Regions from separate parts of the Homo sapiens genome. Here region 2 is linked to region 1. A link is a loop called in an ENCODE intact Hi-C map of the cell type or tissue named here. Cell type or tissue: heart right ventricle. All regions are shown on one strand. Each heading gives the region's core, and the rest is flanking DNA. Links, peaks and the distances in the headings are about the cores only. Region 1 has its middle 140 kb from the start of SAMD5. Region 2 has its middle 180 kb from the start of SASH1.

Region 1 (11,831 bases), core at 1,932-9,931:
TGTTATCTTTGTCTCTATTTCTATATCTGTCTGTCTGTCTATGTATCTATCTATGTATCTATCTATCTATCTATCTATCTATCTATCTATCTATCTATCTATCTAGTCTTATCTATTCACAGTTGACCCTTGAACAATATGGGGGTTAGAGGTGCCAACCCCCTGTGCAGTCAAAAATTCAAGTATAGCTTTGACTCCCTCAAAACTTAAAGTACCAATACTCTACTGGTGACTGGAAGGAAGCCTTACTGATAACATGAGTAGTCAATTCATAGACCAGCGTGGTGGTATGTGCAGTGAGCCATGATCATGCCACTGCACTCCAGCCTGGGCGACAGAGTGAGGCCCTATCGCAAAAAAATAAAATGAGAGATACATTTGCATCAATTGTTTATGCTTCATGGATTCTTAAATATTCAATCCTTCTTGACCTGTTCGGTTTCCACTTATGTTTATTGGTAACTATCACTTCTTAATCTCAAAGGATTTCGATTGGCCTGTTTATGTCTCATGCTTAATAATATCCAGCTTGATACAGTACTTGTGTACTGTAGTATGCTAAACTAGAGAGCTTATCGTTATCACTGCACAATAATCTGTAGAAAACTTTGTAATTTGAAAACTTCAGGTGGCACTTGTAGTGTTGTATAAATATATGCAGAAATAAAACCATATTCAGAATTATTTCTTTTAGAATTAGAGTAATCATGCTTTAGAAAAAACTGCATTTCTTATCTCTTTTAATGTGTATAAAATAAACTTGAAATTTCACTTTGGGTTACCATAGAAAATAGTTGATCATATATATTTTGTGTTATATGTATTACACACTGTGCTCTTAAAGCAAGCCAGATAAAAGAAAATGTTATTAAGAAAATCATAAAGGCCAGGCGTGGTGGCTCATGCCTGTAATCCCAGTACTTTGGGAGGCCAAGGTGGGTGTATCACCTGAGGTCAGGAGTTCAAGACCAGCCTGGCCAACATGGTGAAACCTCATCTCTAATAATAATAATAATAATAATAATAATAATAATAATAATAATAAAATAGCTGGCCATGGTGACAGGCACCTGTAATCTCAGCTACTCAGGAGGCTGAGGCAGGAGAATTGCTTGAACCTGGGAGGTGGAGGTTGCAGTGAGCTAAGATCATGCCATTGCACCCCAGCCTGAGTGACAAGAGCAAAACTCCACCTCAGAAAAAGAAAATCATAAAGAATAGAAAATACATTTATTACTCATTAAGTAAAAATAGATCATCATAAGGTTCTTTATTCTGTCATCTTCATGTTGAGTGGCTGAAGGGAGGAAGAAACATTTAAAACATAGAACAGGCCAGAAATGGTGACTGAATAGATGCAGGGGATGATCAAGATGAGGTTAAGTTTTCTGGTTTAATTAATTGTGCAGTTGGTGAAACCATTCACCAAGATTTGGAGCTTGAAAGAGGGGGGTTTGAAGGGGGTGGCTGATGAAGCAATCAGGTTTGGATGGGTTGAGTCCGAGTTTCAGGTGCCAGTGGGACATTCAAGTGGAAATTTCCAGAAGTCATTTGGAGAGGTTTGATGCTCTAGGGAGCAACTTAGGCTGGATAGATGATTATAAGTGGTAGATAGTGAGGGAAAATATGGAAGAGGATGAGTTGGCCACAGTAGGGTGTGTATTAAGAAGCAGCACAAACACTTTGAGAGTATTAGTTCCAGACATTGTGAGTTGCTAAAAGCAGCCTTCATTAGGGCTTCTTGATGCCCTGGCAAGATGTCACTCTGAACAGATAGAATATCAGCACCCTTCAGAATTCACCTTCCAAGAGGAAATTTAGGCAACTTGAGAGGCATCGCTCACTGAATAACTCACACCCTCTTCTGAAAATGTAGCCTTTGAGCTTATCTCAGTAAAAGATAATGCCTCTACAATTTAGGTAACAGAGTGTTGATGTTCACTCAAACCCGTTCTTCTGTTGGACCACTACAAGAGATTAAGTAAATTGATCAAGGTTACGTGACAGAATTTGAACCCAGGTCTGTAGGTCTTGACTTCAACCCATGATCAGTTAGGTTGATCCTGTTAGTGGGGAGACTTCCCTCTAAGGCCAGCTGTCTGTTTTATAGAAGCAGATTTGTGAAATGCATCAGTGCATGTATTAGTCCTTTTTCACACTGCTATAAAGACCTCCTGAGACTGGATAATTTATAAAGGAAGGAGATTTAATTGACTCCGTGTTCAGCATGGCGAGGGAGGCCTCAGGAAACTTACAGTCATGGCAGAAGGCAAAAGGAAGTGAGGCATCTTCTTCACAGGGCGGCAAGAAGGAGAATGAACACAGGAGGAACTACCAAACACTTAAAAAACCATCAGATCTCGTGAGAACTCACTCATTATCATGAGAACAGCATGTGGGAAACTACTGTCATGATTCAATTACCTCCACCTGGTCTCTCCCTGTATATGTGGGTATTATGGGGATTACAATTCAAGCTGAGACGTTGGGTGGAAACACAGCCAAACAACATCAGTGCATAAACTAGTCCACTTCCAATAAAGGAGCTCAAAGCCTCTGGCTGACAAGGGTCCACCCCCACTGTCATCCTCCTTTTAGCTGATGTACAAGACCTTACAACCATTCTTCTGCTAGAAATAGAAAACTCTGAAAGAGATATAAACAGTAGTCTCAACTTTGGATCCTCAGATTTGGAGATGATGTGTCTAAAATATCTCTGTTCAGGTGGGAGAAATGTGCTTGGTACTCTTTTGGCTGCATCTGCAAGTCATCAAGAAACATAAAGAAAGTAATTGGTCCAAAACTTTATTTGGAATTGTAGTTCAATCAAAAATTTACTTTTAACTTCTGCATTTATGTACCAGTTAAAAGGCACTGGCCAATGATGCTTCACTATATACATTTAATTACCATAAAAACTTGATAGAAAACATTATTTTTCTTCCACACTAACATTGCATTAAACTTTAGCCATTTGAACTGATAAAAGCCATCACCCTGCAATGAAGAATTAATCGTGGAAGTGCATTCAAATAAGAGAATATTTTTTAGATGACCTCTGTTGGATTCTTATTAGCAATGTTTATGTTCCATGTAATGTTTTCCATATGCCGTTACTGTTTGAAAGTTTGGTCTTGCATTTATTCTTCTCACCAGCTGTGGAAGTCCAGACCCTAGGCAGCAGCTTCTACCCAAATGCCTGCATAATCTGGCATTCTGGCCACCAGAACTATTTATTTTATTTTAGTTTAGTTTTGTTTTTCATGGAATGAGGGTTTGGGTCACATATTTGTGAATATAATCATAAGCTTCAGATGTCTTTTATCTTTATGATGGGGCCATCTTGTCATATGCTTAGCTGACTTCCAATTTGCGGAATATTGGCATGTTTCATAGCTCTAAAGATAAAACCAAATATTCTAGAAAATTCACATGAAATGAATTATACTGTGACTTTTTCAAAATAGCTTCATTATTTTTATAAAAGGGATGTATGCTCAATGAATGAAAAGAAAGTCAGTTAATAAAAGTATAAACAAGCTGGGCATAGTGGCTCACACCTCTAATCCCAGCACTTTGGGAAGCCAAGGCAGGCAGATCACCTGAGGTCACGAGTTCGAGACCAGCCTGGCCAACATGACAAAACTCCGTTTCTACAAAAATACAAAAATTAGCCAGGCATGATGGCACATGCCTGTAGTCCTACCTACTCTGGAGGCTGAGGCAAGAGAATCGCCTGAACCCAGGAGGCAGAGTTTGTAGTGAAGTGAGATCGCGCCACTGCGCTCCAGCCTTGGCAATAGAGCGAGACAACGTCTCAAAAAAAAAAAAAAAAAAGTACCAACAGGTGGAAAAAAGCCACCTGAAACTTTACCAGCTGGGCAAGAACATGGCTCAGTGACCGCTCTCCCCAGAACTCTTGCTCTGTGAATATATTACCATGCCTTTTAAATGGTATTGTTTATTAATAAGGGTATAAGTGTACCTTATATGTTGACTTACAGAGAGTGACAAAATAATTTATTGCCTACATCTGGACACTTTGGAGAGTGAAAGGTGCTATTAACAATCAGACTGGCACAACAGATGTGTACCTGAACTGTCCCAGGCACCTTGAACTAGTATTGCCCTCCACTTAGACCCTTTACCATACACGAAGTTATTCATTTATTACGCATTCATTGAACATTTATTCAATGCCAGACATTAATTAATAAAGTTAATAAAACACACAAGGGCCTACAGTTCAGCAGAAGATAAAGTGTCACTCAGTAGGGACTGTGGTGAAGGACACCTGTCATATTGTAAGCCATATGGACTCTCAGGGAAGGTAGAGGTAACTTTCAAAGGATTAGTGGAGTTAGGGTGGCAAAGGAGGGGGCAAGGGGCATTCTCCCTACAGTAAGTGATTTATGCAAAGATTGGAAGCAACAGAGCATATGGGAATTGGGGAAACTGCAAAAGGCCCAGGATGGTTTGAACCTTTGGTGGAAAGAAGAGGAGTAGCTGAAGACGAGGCTGAACATGAACCGCCTGGTATGCAATGCTGTAGAGATTGGGTTTCACCCTAAGGACACGGGCATGTTTTAAACAGAGAAGTCATCAGACTTGCATTTTAGAATTCTGGATGAAGGTGTTACTCGTGGAAAAGATTGAGGTGTATCTGATGTGATTAAGGAGGTTGCATCAACGTGCAAGGGACAGGAGAGAGTTGTGGAGTCAAATTCAGGCACCAGTCTGGATGGTGGAAACATTCACAGAAACAGAACTTTCAGGGAGGAGATGGTTTGGGTGAAAGGGAAGAGGGTGATGCGGTTTCCATGTGTTCAGTTTCAGGCTCCAGTAGGGCATCCAGGCGGAGATACCTACCTGTGCAATTTTGGTTGGAACGCAGAAGACAGATCTAGGTCAGGGAGAGAGATTTTGGGAGTTGGTGGCTTTTAGGCATATTTAAAGCCATGGGAATTTGAGGCTAGTTGGATTTTTATTACTTATGAATTTCTATTAACTCTGGTTCAAGGTTATTGAATTTGTGATAGAGTTGAATAAATGGTAGCTAAAATTATGACATTTTGAAATGTATTCATCCCCACCCATATTCATGAAAGAAACATTTGTCTGGAAGATATAAAACGCCACTATTCAGAATGTATTGTCCAAAGGAATTGGCAAAGAGATTTTTAGCCAAAAATCAAACTTAGAACATTCCCCATTCTTTCCCTTTCATAATAGAGAAAAGTGATTAAAGCTCTTTGGCTAAAAATAGCAAACGATTACGGTCCAGCTCGCATTGTAGGAACAGGAAGCCTTTGGTTCATTGAACTCCACAAACAATCCCCACACATTGTAGCCACTGTAACTTTCTCCATTGCTAACTCTTTAACATATGATTTTCCCTCTGAGAGTTGCTGGTCTTGCTAGTTGCTATGGTCTGAATGTTTGTGTCCCTTCCAAATTCATATGTTGAAATCCTGACCCCCAGGGTGATGGTATTAAGAGGTGGGGCCTTTGGGGAGGTTGATTAGGTCATGAGGGAAGTGCTCTTATGAATGAGATTAGAGCCCTTACAAAAGAAGCACAGGGAAGCTCCTGGCCCTTTCCACCGTGTGAGGACACAGTGAGAAGGTGGCCATCTGCAGGCAGACACCAGAACCCAACCATGCTGGCACCCTGATCTCTGATTCCCCAGCCTTCAGATCCATGAGAAATATATTTCTGTTGTTTATAAGCCACCCGGTTTGAAGTATTTTATTATAGTGGCCCAAACAGATGAAGACTACTATTCAACTTTTACATAAAGAACAAAATTAAATCAGAGCAAGAATTATCAGAGAATATGGGAGCTGTGAGTCACATTAGAGATTCTTTTACCAACTGTGTCATTTTTCTAGACAAGGCAGCTGAAGACCAGAGTGATTCAGTGCTTTCCTCCAAGACCACACCCAGGCCCGCACAGAGTGGGGGTCGGAGTCCCACAGCTCAACACCAACCCCCGCATTCAGCCTCTTACCAGCCAGGCCCCTGTGGATGATTTTTGCCATTTAAAAGTCATTTGCTCTTTCACAATACTGATAAATAAAAGATCAGAATAACGTATCTTAATTGGTCAAAATGTAGGGACAGAAAATGAAAGGAGACAAAGGTGCATTTCTTACACAGTTGACTTAGGCTAGCATTTTCCACTGTAACTGCAAATATACAAAGTGTGTCATCTTTCTGGTTATATGTCCTTTACTTAATTGCACTAAAAGCTACTTGGTTTCATCAGAGGTTCCAAATATTGCCTCTGGTTTAATAGCTGAAGGTTTTTTTGTTTGTTTGGTTGGTTGGTTGGTTTTTTTTTAGAAAGTGACTTTTGAAACCATATTATAAGTGTTTTATAATAATTGCCTTTCTCCTCTCAACCTAGCAAAAACATATAGATAAAAGGACAATCAAGTAGAGATTCTGAGCTTTTATTAATTTTCTGTAATGCTATTGAACCAAAGCTCAAGGACATTGAGACACCATGGATCAGTAGCAATCATGGAGGAGGCTCCCTGGTTCAGTAGCAATGGTGGTCTAGACATGTGAGACACCATGGTTCAGCAGCAGTAGTAGGGGAGGCAGGAGACTGGACTGGCTGGCCAAGTGGCCTTCTGGGGCTCCTCATCTCGGATCCCTATGTATTCACTCCTGAATATGTCACAAGTATTGGGCTAGATTGTTTTTAAAGGTTCCTGGCAACTCTAACAGTTTATTATCCTACAGTCAAGACACACATTTTCATTTTATCACAATTTCTGATTCTTCACACTTTTTCTTATCCCATATGATGTGTTGGTGAATCCTGTCACTTTGTTTGGTCAGCATTAATGTACTATTTATTATTTATTTACTTGGTGCCAGCAACTGTCTTAGATGTCTTTTTGCCTGTCATTTTCTTCCATTCATTACAGCTGCCTCCTCTGAGCATTGAGAACCCCCAGAATTCAGCGACTTCGATTTGTTTGCCTCCCAGAGACTAAGCCAACCTTCCTAGTTTACACACAAAATGCTCCCACTTAAGTACATACTCTACCATATTCCTTCCTGAAAGTATAAATATACTTTCTGAGTAGTCCAAAGTGTTAATGTTTGATTATATTGATTTGGAATTAAAAAAATGAGAAGCAAGTTGAACAAATCATTTCACATTTAAAATCCACGTATTTCCTAGAAATGTACCAAATTTTGATCTAAATAGGAAGTAAGGTATTTTCAGAGATAAATACTTCAAAATGGAGTTAAATAGACTTGCTTTATACTCAGAGATTCAAATAAGAAGATGATCTAAAATTTGGTTACCTTATTATTTGTTTTTAATTCCATTTTCCTTTGATTGCCTCATTTATAAAATGGCAGCCAAAGACATTTTGGACAGTGAGAGTATGTGTCTGATGTGCATATCACAGCTATAAAGTGTGTACATGTGAAGACTTCACACATCCATATGCATGTTATCCGTGGCTCCGTCGAGCAGTCCTCCTCTTAATTATGCTTTATATATGCTTTGTGCAGCCAGGCATTGATCTTTCAAGTACCGGTGTCTGGTTCAAAGACTTGTAATTAGGCAGAAAGATCTGGTAAAATGGATTCTATGGAATTATTCAAATGCTCTGTGTGTATGAAATTGTTCATCTAGAATTATTTATCTGGAAAAAAAGACACTTTCAAATATGCACAGAGCCTATTTTTTTAAAAATTGTATTCCTTTCCATTATTTACTGATATTCCATGCACTTCTTGGACATTTGCAAATTGCAGGGCTTTGTTTTTTGTTTTTTCTGTTTCGATATGAAGCTGCTTTGTTCTTTCCTGTGGGCCTGTTAATTGGTGAGCTCTTTATCCATGAGATCAAGAATCAGGGGCTTTTTATTAACTCATTGTGAGCTCTAAGATATTCCCATGGGCATGGAGAAGAGAAGTTGCCTTTGAGACTTCATGCTTCTCCTATTCTTTTACAACACTGGTCACAGCCCAGAAGATGTAATCAACAATGACACGAATTTAATCCACAGTTTAGAATTAGAATCCCCTGATACTGAAAATTCTATAATGAGCCTTTTTGTCTTTTTTCCTTTATTTTGTTAGCATTTACAATTCCTTTTACTTGTGCACGCTTTCTCCTCCAGGATAAAATCCTGTTAGGGATTTTAAAATAAATAATTGAATTCTGCATTCTAGTTCTAAAAGCCATAAAAGGAACAATGTTTATTTTTCTGGAAGACATTGTCATGGTCTGTAGGTGGTGATGTGAAAATTCTTAGAATTTTCTTTCTTGAAGATGGAGAGACCAGTAAATTCCTCTTTTCTCTTTCACACATAAATACACCATCATCACATACCTTTCTATAAAAGTATGAATTTCTCCGCTAAGTAGTCTGAGAAATTATCTCTATACAAAGAGCTCCGTGGGGGATTTGCAGGGTTTGGAAGTGAAGAAGAGAATGAAAGGAGCCCCTGAACAGTTTCAGTGACTCTCAGGAATTTCAATTCTCCATTGCTACATGGCTTATTATTATTATTATTATTTTTACCAAAACATATGATACCCCTTTCTAGGCCACTACTGTTGCTCCATTTTAGCGTTTTCAGAGAATGTTTTTTCTTCCTTCTGATTAGCCTGTTTTTCTGCTCCTGCTGCCGCTGCTGCTGCTATCCTGATGTAAGTGCCTGTGAGTAAGCAGTGAGCTCCAGTGTACAGGGTTTATTTTTTTTCTCCATGATTCTCAACAGCTTTTCTATTAGAATGATTTTATGCCTGGATGGTTTGACTATCTTTTTCTCAAAAAAAAAAAAATATAAAACAAAGTGCAGGAAACCCAAAATACCTTCCCAACAATTAGAATTTTGCTTGTTGTCAGTTTGCCCTCCATCCTCCTAACTGAGTCACTAGAAGCATCTGGGTCAGCCTGGGGATTGGTGGCAGGCACGTCTGGGGTCCTTTTGATTGACAAGCACAATGAACCCAAGTGATCAGGACCATGAGTGATGATTCACCACATGTGTGTTTAGTTATCATCATCAAGGCACCTAGCAATTTTACTTCTGAACATTGAAACTCATTTTTGCTCTTTCCCTCTGTATTTTCCTTGCTTTCCCCACATTTTTTCCTGAAGAATATGTTGGTTCCTCTTAATGTTTCATTTCAGGCTAGTTTGGGCACACAAATTTTCCATTTCCCAAGATATTCTCAAAGTGAAGAAGGCACTTCTTCTGATATACACACAGAAACAGGCTTAACATGTAAGTGTAAAAAGAACACTTGACTAGCTGCTAAGCAACCTGCATGACAGGAGAGATTTTGTACTATCTTGCTATGTGACTTTAGGTAAGTCACTTTACTGGTCCTCATTTTTGTCACATGTATGCCTTTCCCAACTAAAAAATTCAATTATTTTTATTTGTATAAATTTTCTCTTCTGAAACAATATTTATGCATGTATATCCACGTTGCCCTAGTTTTTTTTATAATACCTTTAAGCATCTTAAAACTAGAATACTACTGAATGGACAGAAAAACAAATCTGTACACAGAGACATTCAGAGTGACTTTATTAATCAGAATCTGTGTAACAAAATCAGCTCTTGCAGTACATCATTATAGGTGGCACGACAAATGCTAAAGAATATTTATGTAATTTATTAATTACAATATCTACTTGATTCTCTAGAATTTCCACGTTAAGTAAACAGAGAGGTTGCAAACTCTTCACATCTTATGTCCAACTGATTTTTCATTGTAGTTTTCTAGTTACAAAGCTGTTTTCATTGTGAAAAAGTGTGTTAATCATATAATACAATGAATGTGACAATTAAAACAATATAAATGCAAAAATCATATAGGTTTACAGAAAGAATGAACTCAAGTGTAAAAGCATTAGATAAAAGAAAGAATAACACTTTCTAACATTAGAAGCCACAGTCTACAACAAGGTTATAGCAGTTATGGATATCTATGGACCAAATAACACAGCAACTGCCTACATAAAATAGAAACCAATGGAATAAAATGTAAACAAACACCAGAGTCATCTAATTATGGATCAAAATCCAGTATAAAATAAAGGTAGTATTTAAGACCATGAGATAGAGATGGTCTTTTTATAATAAATGGTGTTGGGACAACTGGAAAGCAATTTTGAAAAAGGTAAAATTAGATCTGTTGCTCATACCACACACAAAAATAAACTCCAAGTGCATCAGAGATCTGAAAGTGAAAAGAAATAACACTATACACACGCTAGCAGAAAACATGACCGAATCCCTCTACAACTTGAACACAGAGAGACTTTCTACTCTTTAAAAATCCCTATACAACAAAGCAAAAGATAAATGTGGCTCCATAAAAATAAAACTTTTGCAAGTCAAAAGCAAAAAATTGAAAACAAACAAATACACAAACTATCTACTCAAAATGGTAAACACCAAAAGCAAAGACGTTAAAAGACAAATGACCACTGGGAGAAAATATTTTCAGTGTTCTTTTCCCATAAAAGGCATATACCCCTAAGTTGTAAACATCTTTTAAAAATTAAAAGAAAAAATGAACAAAAACTTTATGAACGAATGAGCAAATAAATGAAGCAAGAATGCACAGAAAGACAACATATGAAAAGATGTTCAAATCTTCTTCTCATTGTAAGAGAAATGAAATTGGAACAACACCAGTACTATTTCTAATTCATTAGATTGGCAAACTTAGAAGTTTGACGATACATTCTGTTGGAGAGGATGTAAGGAAATAGGAGCTCTCCTACACTGCTGGTGGGAATAGCAAATGGTACCATTCCTATGAAGGAGGATTGGCAATATGTAACAAAATTGTATATGCATTTGGTTTCTATCCTAGCAATCCCGCTTCTAAGAATTTACTCTAAAGATAAACCTCCAACAATACAGTATACGTGTGTGTGTGTGTGTGTGTGTGTGTGTGTGTGTATCCATAAGGTATTCATTGTTCATTGAAGCATTTGTTGTAATTGCAAAATGTTGGAAACTACTTGAATGTCCAAGCATAGAGACCGGTTGTATAAAGCATAGTATTTATACGCACTGTGTATTAGGCAGCTGTAAAAAATATGAGGAATTTTCACTTCTATAATAAAGTGATTTCCAGGATATATACTGAAGTGAAAAAAGCTATGTGCAAGAGAGTATAAGGAAGCTACGTACTTTCTTATAGGTATGAAACAAGGAAAAATTAGAAAACATACTGATCTTGTGCTAGAGGGTAGAAAATGGTATAAAAGGCACATTTGGGACAACTGATAAAACTTGGAATATTAATTGTAGATTAGATACAATTATTACATTAATGTTAAATGTCCTGAAGTTGATAACTGTACTGTGGCCATGTAAGATAATAGCCCTATTCTTGGAGGGTAGAGAGCTTGGTCTATGTAATTTATTTTAATAAAGGGGTATGTAACCTACTTTCTAATACTCCAGGACAAACATGAGAGAGAGCGAGAGAGAGAGTGAGTAAGCGTGAGAAAGAGAAATGAAAGAGAGCACAGATAAGGCAATGAGGTAAAATGTTGAAACTAGGTGAAGCTGGTTGTCTTTGTCAGCTGAGGCTGCTATAACAAAATACCATGAATCAGGTGGCTTATAAACTACAGAAATTTATTTCTCACAGTTCTGGAGGCTCGGAAGTCCAGGATCAAGCCATTGGCAGATTCGGTGTCCGGTGAGGGCCTGCTTGCTGGTTCATAGACGGTGCCTTCTCGCTCCGCCCTCACATGGTAGAAGGGGCATGGAAGCTCTCCGAAGTTTCTTTTATATGGGCATCAGTCCCATTCGTGAGA
Region 2 (11,831 bases), core at 2,062-10,061, 510 kb after region 1:
TTCCCCATTGCTTGTTTTTCTCAGGTTTGTCAAAGATCAGATAGTTGTAGATATGTGGCGTTATTTCTGAGGGCTCTGTTTTGTTCCATTGATCTATATCTCTGTTTTGGTACCAGTACCATGCTGTTTTGGTTACCGTAGCCTTGTAGTATAGTTTGAAGTCAGGTAGCATGATGTCTCCAGCTTTGCTCTTTTGGCTTAGGATTGACTTGGCAATGAGGGCTCTTTTTTGGTTCCATATGAACTTGAAAGTAGTTTTTTCCAATTCTGTGAAGAAAGTCATTGGTAGCTTGATGGGGATGGCATTGAATCTGTAAATTACCTTGGGCAGTATGGCCATTTTCACGATATTGATTCTTCCTACCCATGAGCATGGAATGTTCTTCCATTTGTTTGTATCCTCTTTTATTTCCTTGAGCAGTGGTTTGTAGTTCTCCTTGAAGAGGTCCTTCACGTCCCTTGTGAGTTGGATTCCTAAGTATTTTATTCTCTTTGAAGCAATTGTGAATGGGAGTTCACTCATGATTTGGTTCTCTGTTTGTCTGTTATTGGTGTATACGAATGCTTGTGATTTTTGTACATTGATTTTGTATCCTGAGGCTTTGCTGAAGTTGCTTATCAGCTTAAGGAGATTTTGGGCTGAGACAATGGGGTTTTCTAGATATACAGTCATGTCGTCTGCAAACAGGGACAATTTGACTTCCTCTTTCCTAATTGAATACCCTTTATTTCCTTCTCCTGCCTAATTGCCCTGGCCAGAACTTCCAACACTATGTTGAATAGGAGTGGTGAGAGAGGGCATCCCTGTCTTGTGCCAGTTTTCAAAGGAAATGCTTCCAGTTTTTGCCCATTCAGTATGATATTGGCTGTGGGTTTGTCATGGATAGCTCTTATTATTTTGAGATACATCCCATCAATACCTAATTTATTGAGACTTTTTAGCATGAAGGGTTGTTGAATTTTGTCAAAGGACTTTTCTGCATCTATTGAGATAATCATGTGGTTTTTGTCTTTGGTTCTGTTTATATGCTGGATTACATTTATTGATTTGCATATATTGAACCAGCCTTGCATCCCAGGGATGAAGCCCACTTGATCATGGTGGATAAGCTTTTTGATGTGCTGCTTGATTTGGTTTGCCAGTATTTTATTGAGGATTTTTGCATCAATGTTCATCAAGGTTATTGGTCTAAAATTCTCTTTTTTGGTTGTGTCTCTGCCCGGCTTTGGTATCAGGATGATGCTGGCCTCATAAAATGAGTTAGGGAGGATTCCCTCTTTTTCTATTGATTGGAATAGTTTCAGAAGAAATGGTACCAGTTCCTCCTTGTACCTCTGGTAGAATTCGGCTGTGAATCCATCTGGTCCTGGACTCTTTTTGGTTGGTAAGCTATTGATTATTGCCACAATTTCAGATCCTGTTATTGGTCTATTCAGAGGTCCAACTTCTTCCTGGTTTAGTCTTGGGAGAGTGTATGTGTCGAGGAATTTATCCATTTCTTCTAGATTTTCTAGTTTATTTGCGTAGAGGTGTTTGTAGTATTCTCTGATGGTAGTTTGTATTTCTGTGGGATCAGTGGTGATATCCCCTTTATCATTTTTTATTGCGTCTATTTGATTCTTCTCTCTTTTTTTCTTTATTAGTCTTGCTAGCGGTCTATCTATTTTGTTGATCCTTTCAAAAAACCAGCTCCTGGATTTATGAACTTTTTGAAGCGTTTTTTTTTGTCGCTATTTCCTTCAGTTCTGCTCTGATTTTAGTTATTTCTTGCCTTTTGCTAGCTTTTGAATGTGTTTGCTCTTGCTTTTCTAGTTCTTTTAATTGTGATGTTAGGGTGTCAATTTTGGATCTTACCTGCTTTCTCTTGTGGGCATTTAGTGCTATAAATTTCCCTCTACACACTGCTTTGAATGTGTCCCAGAGATTCTGGTATGTTGTGTCTTTGTTCTCGTTGGTTTCAAAGAACATCTTTATTTCTGCCTTCGTTTTGTTATGTACCCAGTAGTCATTCAGGAGCAGGTTGTTCAGTTTCCATGTAGTTGAGCGGTTTTGAGTGAGTTTCTTAATCCTGAGTTCTAGTTTGATTGCACTGTGGTCTGAGAGACAGTTTGTTATAATTTCTGTTCTTTTACATTTGCTGAGGAGAGCTTTACTTCCAAGTATGTGGTCAATTTTGGAATAGGTGTGGTGTGGTGCTGAAAAAAATGTACATTCTGTTGATTTGGGGTGGAGAGTTCTGTAGATGTCTATTAGGTCCGCTTGGTGCAGAGCTGAGTTCAATTCCTGGGTATCCTTGTTAACTTTCTGTCTCGTTGATCTGTCTAATGTTGACAGTGGGGTGTTAAAGTCTCCCATTATTATTGTGTGGGAGTCTAAGTCTCTTTGTAGGTCACTCAGGACTTGCTTTATGAATCTGGGTGCTCCTGTATTGGGTGCATATATATTTAGGATAGTTAGCTCTTCTTGTTGAATTGATCCCTTTACCATTATGTAATGGCCTTCTTTGCTCTTTTGATCTTTGTTGAGCTCCTGAAGGAAGCACTAAACATGGAAAGGCACAACCGGTACCAGCCACTGCGAAATCATGCCAAAATGTAAAGACCATCGAGACTAGGAAGAAACTGCATCAACTGACGAGCAAAATAACCAGCTAACATCATAGTGACAGGATCAAATTCACACATAGCAATATTAACTTTAAATGTAAATGGACTAAATGCTCCAATTAAAAGACACAGACTGGCAAATTGGATAAAGAGTCAAGACCCATCAGTGTGCTGTATTCAGGAAACCCATCTCACGTGCAGAGACACACATAGGCTCAAAATAAAAGGATGGAGGAAGATCTACCAAGCAAATGGAAAACACAAAAAGGCAGGGGTTGCAATCCTAGTCTCTGATAAAACATGTCTTTCTTTACATGGTGGCAGCAAGGAGAATAGTGAGCAAAAGGGGAGAAAGGCCCTCATAAAACCATCAGATCTCATTAGAACTCACTCACTACCACGAGAACAGCATGGAGGTAACTGCCCCATTGATTCAATTACCTCCCACCAGGTCCCTCCCATGACACATGGGGACAATGGGAATTACAATTCAAGATGAGATTTGGGTGAGGACACAGACAAACCATATCACTTTTAGTCCTTGCTTCCTTGGGGAATTTCTTTTTCTTATGTCCTATACCTTCAGTAACCTCATAGCCATATCTTCTACTAACTTCTCAGCACATTGTAGAAAATATTGCTTTTAACCATTACGTTAGTATTTTTAAAATAAGAAAGAAAACTGGATTTGGCAAAAAAAAAAAAAAAAAAAGAAGAAGAAGAAGAAGAAAGAGTTGTATAGTACTTCTATAATGTTTGTAGTAAAAGAATAGTTAATATTTTTGTTATTAGAAAATTGAAGTTACTCGTGGTTTCCCAAAGCTGTGATCTTACCTTTTATATTTGTCTTCAAACTCCCTACTTTTCTCCAATCCCTGATGTTTGAATCACTTCAGACTCTCAGGAAAAGGATTTTAGATGTTAGAAAGTTTGGAGACCAAATGCAGATTTATACGCAGTTCCAAATACAAACATGGAAGTGAAGATGGCCAGAGATTTTACTGTAAAATTAACCTACTTAGGAATGTTTTAGCTTCCTGTATTAAAGGGCATAAATTCCTGTCTTAACAAATACACATATATGTTCATTATATGGCAAATGCCTGTTGATGCAGAAAGGTTGAGGATGTGATATGCTGATAAACTGAACATTCTAGAAATGAATTCACTACATTCAGCACATGAAATGAAAATGTCCACGTTCAATGCAGAACACTGAGCAGTATCACAAAGACTTTAATCTCTGGCAATCTGAAGGCACATCAGGGTCCACCCTCCAACCATAGTCACCCCTCTCTGGGCATCAGCTGTCATCATCCAGTGTTGTGGTCCTGGAGATTAGCCTGAAACTGCCTGATCTTACCCTGTGACTGCTCTGGAAATTGCACTTTTGAATCCACTCCCCAATAACTATTTGTTCACTTCACATTTTTCCTTTATGCACAACGATCTAGTCAGAAGTGGGTGGAGAGAAACCCCCACCACTGGGTTGCTTTCGTTGCTGAGATAACATTGGGACTGAGAACTGGGTCTTCAATGATGACTCATGAAGCCTGTGCTACCTCCACACTCCCGGTGGCTGTGGCTCTGGGAGCACACGTGGTGGCCTGGGCCTCATAGGTCACCACCAGCAGGAAAGCAGCTGGGAGCCCAGCTCCTATGAGGCCCATAGTAGCCATCTTTGTATACAAAGACCTGCCTGTTTTGTGTCCATTCCAATACTGCATTTAAGAGCCTTTCTGCCTTCTCTGGCAATGTTATGTGTGCTGAATACTACATGTATCAAGAAGAAAGGAATGGAAACCTCCATGACAGTATTCGGCTACCTCTTCAGATAATTTACCCAAATCTTTCAGATACATTTAAACAATTCTTTTGTCTATGATTTAACTGTTACAAATAATGCCAGTGTTCAAATCTGAAAATATTCTTCACATAGCTGGCGTTGCCATTCTCTACTTACAATCCCACTGTGACTCTAGGCATATAATGTTCTTTTGCATAAAATGTTCTTCTGCCTTTATCTCTCTTCTCTGCTTCCTGCCAAGCTTCCATTCCAATGTCCCTCCATTCCCTTTCCAGTCAGAGACCAGGTGCTTCTCTGCCTGCCTTGCTAATCTCTCCTGCATCCATTCACCTGTCTCCATACCCCTGCTATTATCCTAGCCAGGCCTGTAATTTTTAGAGCTGAAAAGAACCACCTCGTCCAAGCCTTTGCTTTCGAATGAGGAAAATCACCTAAAGAAATGAAGTTAATGGTCGTTGCTTCAGGACTGTAGCTTGAATATGACCATAACACCACCTTTCTCTAGACCTATACACACTATCACACAGCCAGTGTCTCTCCACCTCAATACATCCTGCAGAGATTCCAGGCTGTTCTTTCTGAGCCACTGCCACTAGGCTCCTTCTCAGCTCAAAACCTTTAGTGATCCTCCATTGCCTCCAGAAAAAAATCCAAACTTCTAAAACTCACATTCAACCATCAAGCTCACTCTTCCCAATCCTACCCTTTAGATACACTTTGCAACCAAGTCAACTGACCTATTCATCCCCAGGTATTCTTCACCTGTCCAGGTGAGCTTTTACTCTCACACCTATGTGCAGGCAACTCACAAGTCTGGGTCCCACTCCTAGGTGAGAGCAAATATTGAGTGCCCCACTTTCCAAGAATGCCTTCCTGGTTCCCACCAATTAAAAATCATCTCTCCTCTACTATTAGTGACACAGTTTCTCATTCATATCTCCCTTATGTCACCCATTAGCTTGTATAACAATTTTGTGAACACACTCACTTGGATAGTCTCTGTAGGTCTAAAGCTTCTTACAGAGAAGATCCTAGTGTGTTTCACTTTTGCATATAGTACCCACAACTCTTGCTTATAGCACCCACTCACCTAGGATTCAGAAATGAACCAGTTTGTTCATATATTTCCAAGTTATTAGCCAGTAAAGTTAGAACTCTCTAATTTCTCATAATCAAATGTTAACTTTTTGTTCATCCTTTTTGTTAGATGCAGTTGAGATGGAGACGATATTATTTTTGTTAGGATACACAGCTGAACTGTTAGGATAAACAGTGTAACTGTCACCCACTTGAAGATATTTTAAATTAATTATATACTAGTAGACGTATTTGACATAAAGTGTAAAACAATGTAAAACATCAAATAAATAAAATTTTTCTTCTAAAGGAAGTCTCACCCCCACCCCTTCCATACACACACATTTACACACAAAAGACTAAAGTTATCATAGAAACTCATCAAACGTTTACTGCCATCTTGTGGACAGACAGACATTAGCAAAATACCCAAAAGAAATAACAGCCTTTTATTTGCCTAAGCGGCCTCTACTTAAATGCTGTGTGATTAAACCAAAGGAAGCAGCCTCTTCGTTAATTAAACCATTTGCCCAGAAAGTGGTTAGTCAATGCCAGGGAAGCCTTTGTTAATTGTTCTTTATCATTACAGAACCCTAAAATGGTTGTCAGAAATGTGCATACAAATTATCTTCGTGTTCTCATTCCGAATATCCAAGAAGGGGTGGGAGCAGGGGCAGGTCAGGAAAAGGTGACTGGGTACATTTGTATAGGCTTTGCTTCCTGGAGCAAAAAAGCACAAGAAATCTTTTAATTAATGCATTAGCAATTAGCAGTTTGCACCCCAAAGTACACAATTTACTCTTGATGGTTCAACAGTCTCCTTGATAAATTGCTCCCAAACAAGTAGACATCGAAGATGAAGAAATGCCTGTTTCTCCACGTTACTGTAAAATCTGTGATTCACAGAAGGGACTACCAATGGCCATATTATTACCACTTGCATATTGGAATTTAAATTAATCCATAAGAAATGGGCATGAAATAGGGCTAACAAAATAAAATATTACTCAGCCTCCCGAGTAACTGGGACTACGGGCATGCGCCACCGAACCGGGCTAATTTTTGTATTTTTAGTAGAGACCAGGTTTTACCATGTTGGTCAGGTTTGTCTCAAACTCCTGACCTCAAGTGATCCGCCTGCCTCGGCCTCTCAAAGTGCTGGAATTATAGGCATGAGCCACCGCATCCGTCCTGGGAGGTTTTCTTTTTGTGTTAAATATAGTCCTTATTCAAATACAAAGCTGGACCATAGCTCCACACGTTTTCATGCTATTACTTTGTCTCCAGGGTACTTTATTGCTTTCTGCTGGCCTATAATGAAACTCATATGTGGCACTGAACTTAAAGAAATGATTTCTTATATGAATAAAACTAGATCTCAAAGAGAACCAACCAAGGTGTGTAGAGCAAAGCTGACCCATGTAGCAGGCACTTTCCCTGCCGTGTCCCCACCCCTCTGCCCTTCCCTGTTTTGGTTCTCTGGGCCTCAGGATCACTGTGTTTTGCATTTCTTTCTTTCATCCTTGCCTGCTTGTGTTAATCACTCTAGGAAACTTGTTTAGACGTTAGCTGTCAGATAAGGCCATCCCCAGCAGTCAGAAGAGAATCGAATATTCACTTATTTATTCACGGAGCCAAAATGTATTGACCACTTACTAGGTACCAGTTTCTCTGTAGACATAAGGATCTGAAGGTTCAGAATCACTCACCTGCATCTGCTCAGGCTGAGGGGAGTCAAATAGAAGACAGGAACAGAACGGCCTGGTAGGTGCAATGCCAGAGGTCTGTGCACAGGGTTGGCGGCAGCTTGCTGTACTAGATGTAAGGTGCATGGGGAGGAAATCAAGGGTGGCTGTCCTGAAGAGGTCAGGGAAAGGCTCATGCTAAAAGTACCTTTGCTCCATGTCAGGAAGCTTGACTGTTATGCTCCTGGAGAGTGGTCGTTGATGGTAAGTGACTTCGCCAGAGTTTCAGTTCACTTCTTTGGGAGCAATAGAAATGTAAGAAGGGAGAGGATACATGCAAAGGGATCAAGACTGGAATCAGGAAGAGTCGGCCAGGCACAGTGGCTCAAGCCTGTAATCCCAGCACTTTGGGAGGCCGAGGCGGGCAGATCACCTGAGGTCAGGAGTTTGAGACCAGCCTGGCCAACATGGTGAAACCCCGTCTCTACTAAAAATAAAAAAATTAGGCAGGCATGGTGATGGCCATCTGTAATCCCAGCTACTTGGGAGACTGAGGCAGGAGAATCACTTGAACCCAGGAGGCAGAGGTTGCAGTGAGCCAAGATTGTGCCACTGTACTCCAGCCGGGCAACAGAGTAAGACTCTGTCTCAAAAAAAAAAAAAAGAAAGAAAGAAAGAAAGAAAGAAAAAGAGTTGTTATGAAAGTCTTCCATAAATCCTGGCTACCATGGTCATATCCTGAGGCAGGCAGTGGAAATGGAGAAGACAGCTACTCAGCTCTTAAAGAGGTAGAAATAGCAAGGTTTAGTGACAGGTTGAATATGGATTCTGATTGCAAAGTGTTGACAATGACGCTCTGGTTTCTGTCTTGGGTGACTATGTGAAGTGTGGCGCTAGGAGGGAGAAAAAGTAATATCTTTTTCTCACTCATCACAGTTCATGGCTGAGACCCCTATCACAAAACACAAATTAACAAGAGGAAAGCATAGAGATTTATTTAACCTAACTTTTACCTGACACAGGAGACTTCGAAAATAAAGACCGAAAGAAATGAGGATATCTGTGTATTTTTATGGACAGTCCTGCAGAAGTATGATTGGAGGACAAACGGGTATGATCTAATGATAACAAACTGGGGGAAGCGGAGCAAGGCCTGTTTGTTCAGATTCTTCTGGGCATCTCTGTGTGACAGCCTTTCCCCCCCAAGTACAGGACAGGAAAGGGAATAATTAATGGTGAAAGCTCTAAGAGGAAGTGGGAGGAACAGGGGAGTATTTGAAATTAGCTTTGAATGGAAGGAAAGATATCTGGAAGTGAGGTTACAAGAAAAGATGGGTGTACATACAATTAAGTCTGTAGGTGGGAGGGTGAGAAGACGCTTCATTATCAACATGACAGTAATTAAATGCATCCTCAAACAGATCAGTTTGAAATGCCTCCTACTGTGAATAGACAAACTTGTTACGGAAACATCTCAGGAGACTCCTTGCAGGAAGGATGGGTAGATAGATGCTCCGATTCCTCCCGGTTTCTGCTTTGCCTTTACTTCCCTAATTTCACCCCACCGCCAGTGCTAACCTATTTTCAACTCAGAGCGGTTCTTGCCAAGATAGGTAGTGTTCTTTTTCTACATCCATTACTATTTTATCTTCTTGATCGCCTTCATCAGTACACATTTTCATGAGAATGCTTCCATGTTAGGTTTTATGAGAAGCCATGGAGGCTGCCTCCTGCCTTCTGTACATTGGTGATTTGACAAACAACAGTGATCTAGATGGAGGAGCTAAATATTAAACACATGACAATGCCATTGAAGATTATCTCAATTCTATGTGTGTGTGCGCACGCGTATGTGTGTCTATACGTAAATTTGGGGAGGGGAGGGGTAACCATTGCCTCCGTTTGCAAAGCTCAGTGCTTTCATTGGCGCTACCTTTTCATCCCAGGACAGTTTTGCTCGCACACACCAATTGTAGCTCCTTTTAAGGCGCTGAACTCTGATGTGTCGGCTGCTAGTATTGCCTGGAAACCAGCAGCACTGTGGTCATTCTTCAGGCTCCCTTTATATTGTTCTGGTAACATCCCCTGCTGTGAAGATTTCTCTGGCTCTGTCTGCTACAAATGTAGGGGATAGATATAATGCTGTCTCAGTCATTGTCACCTTTCTGAGCAGTACAGGCACGCTATGCAACACACGTGCAGTCAATTTAATAGGCATGACCGCTCTAGAAACTTTGGAGAAACAGCCAGCCTGGCCTCCTCACAAACTGTCTTTATTGGCCAGATTTCCACACTCAGAACCATCTCTGATTGTTTCTGTCCTGTTAAATATGAAATTGAGAAGTTCAAATGACAGCAAAGTGAAGCTTTTTGTACTTAAAGGTGTTGAAACTTACTCTTGACAAGGTCTATTTTAGGCTTTCATTTCATAAAAAAAAAAAACATGATCCACAATAAACTTTGATGACCCCACACATTGATCTGTTAGCAAGATCATCGCCTCATTTTCCTGCTAGAATCATCAAACACAATCTGTTCCTTTGGGGAGTGCTTTAAAAACATATAACCCTAATTGGAACTGTCTAGAGGTGTTTTGTTAGCTATCTTTCAGCCCCTTCTTTAAAAGCTGCATATTGCTACTGATAAGCACAGAAACTTTGGAATCAGACAGACCTACTGACCCACCCAGATATGTCACTCCTGTCCCAAACCTGTCTTCATCTATCAGAAGGCCAATACTATTTGCCACCCTGTCACAACTGTGTTATCATCATGTACTGAAACCCTATAGGGAAAGTAACTAACACAGTGCCTGCCTCATAGTGAGGGCTTGGTAAACATTAACTTAGGGAAAGACTTTTTTTTTTTTTTTTTTTTTTACTTTAAGTTCTGGGATACATGTGCAGAATGTGCAGGTTTGTTACATAGGTATACACGTGCCGTGGTGGTGGTTTGCTGCACCCATCAACCCGTCGTCTAGGTTTTAAGCTCCACGTGCATTAGGCATTTGTCCTAATGCTCTCCTTCCCTTGCCCCCACTCCACAACAGACCCCGGTGTGTGTTGTTCCCCTCCCTGTGTCCATGTGTTCTCATGTTCAACTCCCACTTAGGAGTGAGAATATGTGGTGTTTGGTTTTCTGCTTCCTGTGTTAGTTTGCTGAGACTCATGGCTTCCAACTTCATCCATGTCCCTCCAAAGGACACGATCGTATTCTTTCTTACGGCTGCATAGTATTCCATGGTGTATTTGTGCCACATTTTCTTTATCCAGTCTATCATTGATGGGCATTTGGGTTGGTTCCAAGTATTTGCTATTGTAAATAGTGTTACAGTAAACATATGTGTGTGTGTGTCTTTATAATAGAATGATTTATAATCCTTTGGGTATAGACCCGGTAATGGGATTGCTGGGTCAAATGATGTTTCTGGTTCTAGATCCTTGAGGACTTTTATTGAGGGAAGACAAGGGGGAGGAGAAAGTAGGATACAGGTCCTGCAAAAGGAAAGAGCCTAGGTCTTTGTTCTGCTATATCCCTTGTGGGCTACTATAACAAGGAAAAATTCCTGTGTGTAAAAAGTCTTGTGTCAGGCAGAGTTTTTTACTTGGACTATTGAAGATTTTTTTTCTTTCTTTCTTTGTTTTTACTATATAAATACTGTGACTCTTGCAACTGATCATGTTTTCCTCTTCATATTTTATGCCAGAAAGCCAACTACAAGCAAAACTCTTTTTTGATACTAATCTCACTTCTGGCACTATCTGATTTTCATGCACATTTTTTCCTTGCCTTACTTTTTGTTTTTATTTTAAATCCATATGAGATAGCTATATTATGTGCAACCATGTAAGCTGCTCTAAATCACTTTTTGGATAAAGGATATCCTTGATAAAAAATAAATAATGGATAGCCATATTTTTCCCTTTGGGTTCTAGTTTGGAATAATCCATTATTTATCTCAGAACTCAGCAAGTCAGAATCTTGCTCCAAGCCAGCAAAATCATCTAAGAGAATGCCCCAGAATTACTGCAGAGGTCACCTTTAGGCATGAATGGACAATGCGTTTCAAATGGCCCATTCATTCTGTCCTTGGCACAGATGCTGTTGTGGATAATTATTTTGATGCTAATATATGTGTATATCTTTTTTAATGTGGATACTAGACTGAAAAATTGGACTGAGACCAATAATCAACAGATGGCAATCACTCGGGGTCATGACTATTCTGGGCCACATTTTCACTGGTGACTTTCAATTATATTGAGACTTATAGTCCCAATCTGGCCTAGCAGTATCTCCCCCATTGTCTGCATACCCACTCAGCACCATCCCACTGTGACAGTCTGTGAATACTCTCCTTACAAGAAAAAAGACTTTCCTGTATGTGACTGCACAAGAGTCCCAAAGTAAAGATTGTAGAAATATTTCACCATCAGTGAACTTGAAATATCCTGTATTTTTATTTCTTAGTGTTATTACACTTAGTGTAAGTGATGCTTCAAAACCTATTCTTTTTAAAAAGCATCTGTCTCAAGGAGTATCATTTGGAAATAGCATGAAAAAAGTGTCGTAGGTCACTGCAAAAGTAGATTTGACCTGTGTCAGTCATATTTGAATGATTCGGTTTAATCTCACACTTTGCTATTGAACACATA

What was found. Hi-C counts contacts between places; a loop is a spot of excess contacts. Peaks named below come from ENCODE experiments on the same cell type or tissue, not always from the same donor. Only the 100,000 strongest peaks of a DNase experiment are listed, where the experiment ranks them.
Region 2: a loop joins it to region 1, with 4 times the contacts of the local background. A loop is called at or near these places in 8 of 110 quality-filtered maps.

Annotation. Positions count from the first base shown.
Region 1 is chr6:147,645,972-147,657,802 of GRCh38, forward strand. It overlaps a transcript of SAMD5 not described here. Among named protein-coding and RNA genes, the nearest start is that of SAMD5, 140 kb to the left of the region's middle. RefSeq lists an enhancer at 8,832-9,001. In heart right ventricle, for the core only: a CTCF peak has its summit at 5,652; a DNase peak (open chromatin) is centred at 5,620; H3K27ac peaks cover 1,144 bases.
Region 2 is chr6:148,160,662-148,172,492 of GRCh38, forward strand. No RefSeq gene overlaps it. Among named protein-coding and RNA genes, the nearest start is that of SASH1, 180 kb to the right of the region's middle. In heart right ventricle, for the core only: a CTCF peak has its summit at 5,888 (motif pointing left); no DNase peak of the experiment used is centred there.